2 separate regions of the Homo sapiens genome follow, and region 1 is linked to region 2. Evidence: chromatin contacts called from ENCODE Hi-C data. All regions are on one chromosome and are shown on one strand. Each heading gives the region's core, a stretch centred on a gene start or an enhancer-like site at or near the end of the contact. The rest is flanking DNA. Distances are from core to core; before and after follow the strand shown. Region 1 overlaps LOC105370834 (a long non-coding RNA gene). Region 2 has its middle 31 kb from the start of GCOM1.

What was found. Hi-C counts contacts between places; a loop is a spot of excess contacts on that map. Pooled maps may share reads with other maps.
Region 1: a pooled map shows a loop between it and region 2 (9-fold over the local background). The contact joins two enhancer-like sites. A Hi-C loop is called at or near these places in 3 of 168 maps with a recorded cell type or tissue (K562, colonic mucosa and uterus) and 5 of 50 pooled maps.

Annotation. Positions count from the first base shown.
Region 1 is chr15:57,750,521-57,755,069 of GRCh38, forward strand. It overlaps LOC105370834 (a long non-coding RNA gene), which reads left to right. Exons shown (of 6, transcript XR_001751554.3): 4 at 651-926. Among named protein-coding and RNA genes, the nearest start is that of POLR2M, 46 kb to the left of the region's middle. RefSeq lists enhancers at 689-1,441, 1,864-2,460. Within about 2 kb of position 2,116, at least 2 of the 41 ENCODE cell types and tissues checked have a DNase peak (open chromatin) inside an H3K27ac peak, as active enhancers do; they include uterus, where a contact is called at or near this core.
Region 2 is chr15:57,559,117-57,563,391 of GRCh38, forward strand. No RefSeq gene overlaps it. Among named protein-coding and RNA genes, the nearest start is that of GCOM1, 31 kb to the right of the region's middle. Within about 2 kb of position 2,420, at least 16 of the 41 ENCODE cell types and tissues checked have a DNase peak (open chromatin) inside an H3K27ac peak, as active enhancers do; they include uterus, where a contact is called at or near this core.

The DNA.
Region 1 (4,549 bases), core at 866-3,365, 190 kb after region 2:
ATGAGCTAATTTACAGAAGAGTGAAGCAGGCTCTGCACTGAAGGCCAGGGTTAAGGCATATAGCTAATGATAAAATAAATGAATGTGACTTTCTAAAAATGTCATGGGGGAGAAGAAAATGAGGAGGAAGGGAAAACTGGCCTCTATAATCTTGTAATGTTACAAATAGAATTGCCATGTGACTCAGATCTTCTCAGAGGTTAGAGGGCATAGGTCACTTTTTTAGTGGTGCATCTTTGTCATTAGACGAAGAATAATTGGGAGGAAATGATTTCACCCCAGAGTTTAAATTCCTCGGTCACTGCCTCATTTTCTTCCATAGATCCATAGGAATCTCCTGGGAGTGAAGTGGAGCCTGTGCATTTCCTAGAGTTGGGCTTTTTGGGGTTTTGGTTTGGATCTATGGTGTTGCTCTCTTGGGGACAGAAAGTATGGACAGGGCACAGGCGCAGAGACAGGTCACTCTCTGTGTTTCATTCCCGTCCTGACACTTTCTAGCTGTGTAGCTTTAGATAAGCCACGGGACATTTGTGGATTTGAGTTTTTGCATCTGTACAATGAGTTACTAATACTAAGCTGGAAGGGTGCTAAGGGGACTGAGTGTGAAAATTGGTATCAAGCTCTAAGAAGCGTTTCCTTTCCTTTTGCAGAGAGTGCTAGAAGGGAGACTGCTGTCCCCACAATGGCTGCAGCCCCATTCCTTTTTCCAAGCTGCCTGGGTGAACATTCCAGGATCCTGACATTCTGTGGAAATTGATGAGTGCTTGCTCAAAGGTCGATGATGTGCTACAGATGGCATCACCTGTTAGAGACAGAGCTTTCTCAAGAGGAGCTTTGATTTCCTTTACTTCCCGAACTGCTATTTCACAGTCTCTCAGTAGATGTCAGCAGCACAGCAAACATCTCACTGCCCATCATGGAAGCAGGTTGGTTCAAAAACTTTTCCAATTAAAGAAAAAAAAAAAAAAGGAATTAGTTCTTTCCTTTGCAATTTTCTTCAGAAGCCCCAGAACCAAAATGGTAAGATCTAGTGGCTTCAAAGTAGATTCCTGAGAGGATTACTCAGGGTGTGTTTGCATTTTAAAGACAACCTTTTATTCCCTGTAATGAAAACATCACCCCTGAGATGGCTAGGGATTATAGCAACCTTTTTGGAATTTTCGGCAAGTTTATCTCACATTTACTCTCTAGGCAAGAGTGAAATAATAGAAGATGTCCAATATTTTGCTTCTTCCTGTGAAGTAAATCAAAACCCTGGGAATGTTTTCTCCTAAGTTAATTAACTGATGTGTCCTCCTCTATATCTTCATTATATTCAATTAACCCTCTGATTGCTACTACAGACAACTGCCACAAGCTCAAAGAATAAGGCAGAGTTTTCTCATCAGAATGAAAGAGAAGATTTGAGCTGCTCTGGAGGCTGAGGTTTGAGAATCACTTGGGCCTGGGAGGCGGAGGTTGCAGTGAGCCCAGATTGCACCACTGCAGTCCAGCCTGGGTGACACAGCAAGACTCTGTCTCAAAAACAAAAACAAACAAACAAAAAAAGAATGAAAGGGATTATTTGAATTTGTGCCCTAGCAATATTTTGAGGTGATGTCCACCCAGGCTTTGCTTATGACATTTCCTACCTAAGCTGACTCCCCTTCCTGCTCCCTCCATTCTTGCCTGCCCAGCCCCAGGTATGATAGGAGCAAGGTCAGCACTGCTAAAGGTGGGAATGTCTCCATTGATGTACCTACCCTTTTGTCCCCAGTAATATAAAATTTTGCTCTGAAACTTTACTTGAGATTAAATTGGCTCTTGGGTATTATATTTACCTTGCTTCTGTTCCTTATGGCTTTTTACTGTGAGGAAGTTTGCTCCTTGATTCGTCATGTTATTTTTTGGCATTAATGTTCATTTCTTGCTGTTGCATTTAAATGGTATGTCTCTTGATCACTGCATTTTTCGGTGCCCCCTTCAATTTTACACCAAGGAGCGTGCCTCACTTGCTCCCCCTAGTCCTGGCCCTGGGAAGAATGCACCACCAGGTTCATCCACAGCAGAGGGGCCCCATGGGCTTCCCAGAGGCCCCGTGGGTTCCCAGATGGGCAGTGTTGTCTCACCCACTGTCTTCAGGAGGAGCTAGCCTTCCTCCGGAGAAGGCTTCTGCGCTGCAGGACTGAGTGCAGGGCTCGCAGAGCCTGTTGGGGGAGCTGGAGCCAGTGTCTCTGCACACAGTGGGCGGCCGCTCTGATTGCCCATCTAAGGAAATGCTGGGGTCCTGTAGGAGTCAGCTGCTGTAAACTCCTACGGCCTTTTGGTGAGAAACCAAAAGCAAAAGCAAAGTGTGTTTCTCCATTTCCAGGATTAAAATTAAGCAAAACCAGACTTTCTTTTTCTTTTTCCCTTTATTTTTTATTTTTTATTTTTATTTTTTGGTACATGGAGGTAGTGCGAATGCGTGTCTTAGGCAGCCGGGGAAGGGGGCAAAGGATGGGTCCTGCCCAGTGCTGGGCAGTTGCCAGCTGGCGGCTGCAGCAGTGTTGCTCCTCAGACCCAGGGCCAGAGCTGGCAACATCAATGGTAGGGAATAAAGCTCAGTGGGTACGTGGTGCCGGGAGCCTGGCTGAGCGGAGACCTCCCAGTGAAGGCTGCCTCCTCCCTGTGCCCCAGGCTCGTTTGGATCTGGAACTGCAGGTGCATACACGCTCCTTGTAGGTTTCTTATTGAAAAAGCAAGAGTGGACCAGAGTGTTGTTATCAACATGGTGTCATGAAACAAGGTCAGACTTGGATGTAGAAGGCCTGATTGCAGGCCCAGCCCTACCCGTGGCTGGTTGTGGTGCCTTAAGTAAGTCACTGGGCCTCCCAGAGACTCACCACCAACCTGCAAACTGGGGAGAATAGAATTTATGCTGCCCACCCTAGAGATATTCGTGAGACTTGACTGGTTAATATTTGCGAAGGTAAAGGTGTGTATAAGGTATAAAGACTCCACAAACAGAGGCATGATTGCTGTTGTGGTGGTTATTGTTATTATCATTTGCTCCAACTCACAGTCCATGGTCTTACAATGTTGCTTACTTCCTAATTAAGTAGGGAATTTACTATATATCTTTGAGCCTGCCATGGTGCAAGGTTCTGTGCTGTAAAGCAGATAATGTGTCTTCCCACGAAGGGCCTAGGAATAGGACAAATATATAGAAAACGGGAAGGTATGCTAGAAAGGGACACTATTTCAGGAGAGACAAGCAAGGGAGGAGCTGTTGCTTCCAGTTGGAGGAAGCCGGGAAGACTTCATGTAGAAGTAGTACTGGAGCTGAGGCGGTAAGAAAGAGGTGGGACATTTGCAGAGTGAGCTGGGGGGGATGGGAAGGCATTGCACAGGCAAACAGAAGCTGGGCCCTGCTGGGGAATGTATAGGGAAGCTGAGCCTTTCTTTGGTTGGACTGTGGGCAAACGAAGCGAATAGTGGGGCAAAATGTTGGAAAGTATGTAGGGGCCGGTCTGGTGGGGGGTGGGGATCTGATAGAGGTTGCTGTTGGCTTGACTAGGTTGCCTCTCAAATTCAGGTGTTGCTAATGTGATGTTATGAGGGGCCTTTAGGAGATGATTAGGCCATGAGGGCTCCTCCCTCATGAATAAAAGAGGCTTTGCGAGCTTTGGGCTTGCTTGCTCTTCCACTGCGTGAGGATGTAGCCCTCATCAGACCCCACATGCTGGTGCCTGGATCTTGGACTTCCAGCCTTCAGAACTGTGAGCAATAACTTTCTGTTCTTTACAAGTGACCCAGTCTGGTGTTTGCGATAGTAGCGTAAGTGGACTAAGACATGGTGGAAGGAGCATAGGCTTGGTTATTTGGGCAGCTTTGTCCCTGAGAGTGAGCAGGAAGTAGCAGAATGTGATGTCCATATTAAATCTGTGTGAGTAGGACGCAGGTCCTCTGCTGGTTTTTCCAGGCTCTGGGTACCACTGTTTTGCATCCTTTTCCTTACGGGCCTCACTGATGTATGCTGAGGGCTCTCAGGGTGTCCAACCTGCCTTGGATTAGAAGATCCTTTATCTGCTTCCTCAGGGCCTTTGGGGCTCAGAATGTGAGCAGTCCAGCAAGTCTATGTCGTGCACCTTCTGTGATTCAGACCCTAGGCCAGGGCCAGGGGTTCCAACTGTGAATGAGATTCAGTTCCTACCCTGAATCTAGTGGGAGAAAGAGTCAGGGATCGGGGGCTGTCATGCAGGGTGGTAACTGCTAACCAGAGTGTTGGGGAGCACAGGGCTGGTGCCTAAAGGGGGCTTGGGAGCAGGTGGAGAGTGAAGGGTCAGGAGGGACTTAGAAGGGAAGGAAACTGGGCTGCAACCTAGAGTCTAGGTAGAGTTATCCGGCTAACGTAGTGAGGATGGGCCGGGCAGGCTAAGCATGCTCCAGGGGTTGAGAGGGCAGGATGTGGGGGAACTTGCAAGAATCTGAGTGGAACTGGAGCCTAGCATTCAGGGACTGATGCCGTAGGCAGGTCAAAGTGCTCAATTTGCTTCTGAGGTCTGATTGTTGGAGAGACTTGGTCAGA
Region 2 (4,275 bases), core at 1,170-3,669:
TAAACCTCCTTCTTCATAAATTACACAGTCTCAGGTAGTTCTTTGTAGCAGTGTGAGAACGGACTAATACAGTTCCCAAGTTGCTTTTCAGAAGGGTTTACTAGTTTGTACAGACCCAAGAAATTACAAATGTGGCAGTTTCTCCCTTTCTCTCTCCCCTCAGCTTTGATTATTAACATTTCTTCCCGAATAATAGACTAATCTTTCTTTCATCAGGGCAGTCTTTTTATATTGTTAGTGAAGTTTCTTTTAGAAATTGTCGTTTTGTGAGTCTTTTTAATTTTTTATTTATTGTCTAGTGTGGTTTTTGAGTAGCACATAAAATAAATGCAGATAGTACAGGAGGGTAAAACAATGAAAAGTGAGTCTTCCATCCTTGGCGCTCATTTCTCCAGGCTCTACTCAGAGGCAGTCACTGTTTCTAGTTTATTTTGTTTCTTCTGCTTCTTGTACATTTTTCTCGGGGACTCCTGGATCCCTCGCCCTCTGGCTTCCCACTGCTTTTCTGGTTCTCTTTAAAGGGCACCCTACCCCCAGCTGCATTGTCAGGCTCAGTGCATCTCTCTTCCCTAACAGGTCCACAGTGGTCAAAACTCTAAACATATGAACACTTATTGGGGAAGGTAGTGAGGATGGGAGCCAGTGGGGGATGTGGCCTGGGAGGGAAATATTGCCAGATCTCATCTTCCTGAGATGGCAACAGGAGATTTGGACCAAAGGCTCTGGGTCTGTTGGGGGGATGGGGGGAACAGCATTTTCAACCAGGTGTTAGTAGTGGCTGCAGAAATGCGGTTTTCTGGGATCTCAGGTGGGCTCTTTAAAGAAGAGACTGATGGGTGATGATGGAAGCCTTCACAGTCCTGATGTAATAGCCGAGGTGGACAGCAGGGGGAGCTGTTGGACGCTTCTGGCCCAAATGTGGCACAGGAGTAGATTAGTGGCTCCTGTAATCCAGGGCCCCACCCATCAGTGGTGAAGTCCCAAAGAGGACTTTGGACAAAACGAAGCTTTGCCTTCCCAGTGTTGCCCAGGTGATCTGGTGTTCCTATGTTACTCTTAGGTGAACTGTTGCAATATTCGCATTGCAACAAATTGAATTCCAACATTTATTGTGAACTGCTATTTTGTGAGAGACCTATGTTATTCATGCATACCTTTCAAAGGGCAGTCACTATGCACCTAGTCTGCACTGGCTTATGCTGAGATGAGTAAGGCTCAGTTCTGGACCCAACGGGATCAGAAATGTCCACCGAGCACTAAAAAAACAAGGGATGGAATTTAAAGCACTATAAAAGAGGTATAGATGAAGTGTGGCGGAGGTTCATGATGGGAACGGCTGTCATTGGATGGAGCAATCAGGGCAGAATTCATAGAGGAAATGGCATTCGAAAGGGCTTTAAAATGGGCTTGAAAATTTAGAACTGTTTATTATGAAATTTTAATCTCCTAGAAGGGTGCATCTTTGGTGGAAAAAACAGAGGGAACACGGGGATGAAAGCTGGGCTCAGAGGATCAGCCAGTTGCATTAAAATCTTGAGTAAATGAAGTGGAGAATTACTGGAGGTGAGACTGGAAAACACGTTTGGATCCATATTTTTGGAGAACCTTGAATACCACTCTTAGTAACAAGGCAGCAGTAGCTGCTTATAATCAGGAGATTCTGGATAAAAAACAGAGGAGTTGGGGTTTATGCCTTCTTGTCATTTCTGAGAAGACGAGTAATTTTTTTAAAATAGCCAGTGAAATTAGTTCCTATAAAAGATGTGATCCTTGATCATCAATAAGGACAATCGACTTCTCCCAATGGAGAAATCTGATGATCCATTTCACACATCCCTGGGTGCAAATTACTACCTAGTCTACACTAGTGTTTCTCAAACTTCAGTGTGCATCAGAATAACCTTGAGGGCTTGTGAAAACATAGACTGCTGGCCCCACTCCCAGAGTTTCTAGGGCAGCCAAGAATTTGATGCCAATGCTGCTGGTCTGGGGACCACACTGAGAACCTCTGGGTTTAAACATCCTACCTGACCTTTCTCAGTATATCCACTGGGTGGCAGCAGAGAGCATCACAGGCACTGCACAGTGGTCAAACCTGGAAAGCCCGGGCAGAGGCTGTGGAGGACTATTTCTGTGTATTCAATGTAGGTTATTTTTGCTGCCAAATGACAATACAAACCATCCACAATATCAGGCTCTTCAAAATTCAAGGATGCGTTGTATAAGAGAATGATTGGTGACTTGGATCTTGTTCCTTTTCCAGGATGTCGTCACCACCAGACCCAGTCGAGACATCCTCTCTCTACCAGGCGCCCCCAACAAGTCCTTCCTTCAAAAAGAGAATAGTTTTTAATAACTTTCAAGGTCACCTGCAAAAGGGTTTCTGTTTGAGTAATGTAATGACTGTAAAGCTGGCAAAAAACTGTATCGCCAGCTGATAGCTTGAGTCAGACTGGAAAATTACGAGCAAATTTTTCCATGAACCAAGAGGAAGTGTCCAGTCATTGTTGAGAGCAGGTTCATAGCTGTGTACGAGCTCTAGGAGATGGGGAGGCCCGTGCAGACCTACTTCCTTCAAGAAGGGAAGACAAAAGAAACACGTTTTGAGTTTGGGTTTTTAGATGGTTGGGAAGTTTATGTTATAGGATTTTTTTTTGAGGGGGGGGTTTGTTTGTTGATTTTTGTTTTTAAGTTATGAGAGTTATTTTCTTTTTCTTCCTTTTTTTTTTTTTTAGAAGGAGTTTCACTCTTGTTGCCCAGGCTGGAGTGCAATGGTGCGATGTCGGCTCACCACAACTTCCACCTGCCAGGTTCAAGTGATACTCCTGCCTCAGCCTCCTGAGTAGCTGGGATTAGAGGCATGCGACACCATGCCTGGCTAATTTTATATTTTTTGGTAGAGACGGGGTTTCTCCATGTTGGTCAGGCTGGTCTCGAACTCCTGATCTCAAGTGATCCACCCACCTAGGCCTCCCAAAGTGCTGGGATTACAGGCGTGAGCCACCGCGCCCGGCTCTGAGAGTTATTTTCTACTAACCAATGATGTACTGCTAGATTTTGGAATAAAAGGTTCTATGTGTGTGGGGAGGGGAGGAAGGAGCAGAATCAAAAAGCCCTGAGCAATGATAGGATGGATTAGAGTTTGGAAAGGGAAACGTGGGGTCCAGAACACACTGGTTAGGCTGTGGCAAGGGGGTCCTCTTGACATCCTCTAACCAGATCTCACAGCACACTTCCTGCCATGTCGCAGCAGAGACCAGCCCTCACCAGACCCGGTGCTGACATTAACCAGGTGCTGCCCTGAGCGAGATGGCGTCCTGCCACGCCTGCTCCGTCATCTGGGAGATGCCTTGTCGGCAGCTCCAAGGCCTCCTGTGGGAAGGCATGAACGTCTGTCCTCACGTCCCTGCTTCCCTTATTACCCAGCGGTGGAAGTTCATCCCCCACTCTCCTATCTTCCTGAATTCATCCCATCCTTTGTTGGCCCTGTGTGTGGTTTCTTCCTGTACTCTCTTTTGTGGATTTTTGTAGAATTTCAGAAGTGATTGTGATATTAGATGTGATCATCTCTGCTCTGCCTGCTGCTGGGGATGTGTGGCACTGACCCACTCTCCCCATTTTCCTCATTGTGGCTCTATAGTCAAAAAGGCTCTTAGGCCCCTTCTAAGTTCTTTCTTCTCCAGGCTAACATCCTTTTCTTCTTTAAGTCCATTTTTAACATTGGTTGTGAGTTAACTCCTGACCTCTCCCCCTCTGTCTAGTCCATGCTGGTCACTCCCTCCTTGCTCTAAAAGTGAAGGTGCTGGTGGGAGCAGGACCTTCTGGCTATCCCCAGGCAGGCCCGTGCCTCCCTCGAGGCTTTGACATTGTGATGTGTGTGTCTCTTCACACCAGGGTGGGAGCCCCTTGAGGGAAAGAACCACGCCTTTCTCTCTCGGGAGAAAGCCCCTGTCAGACAGCAGGCATTTGAAATTAAACAGAACATTATAATTCTGGGTCCTAACCTTTATAAATGCAAGGCAAGACTAGATTATGTTAGCGGATTTGTCAATATTCATTTGGTTCAGTCTTATTGCACAGATAGGCAATTAAAGCATTTTAAATGGGCTGTGCTTAAGTGTGGTCCCCCTCTCATGTACTCCTATAGCAGGCTTTAAAACACTGCATTGCGCTTAAAGATCTGCTTCTTGGATTTGGGCTGTTGAGCTCTTTTCCTTCTTCCACATCATTCCCTCAACTTCTCAAGAAGTTGTCAACTTGAGATGCTGACACATT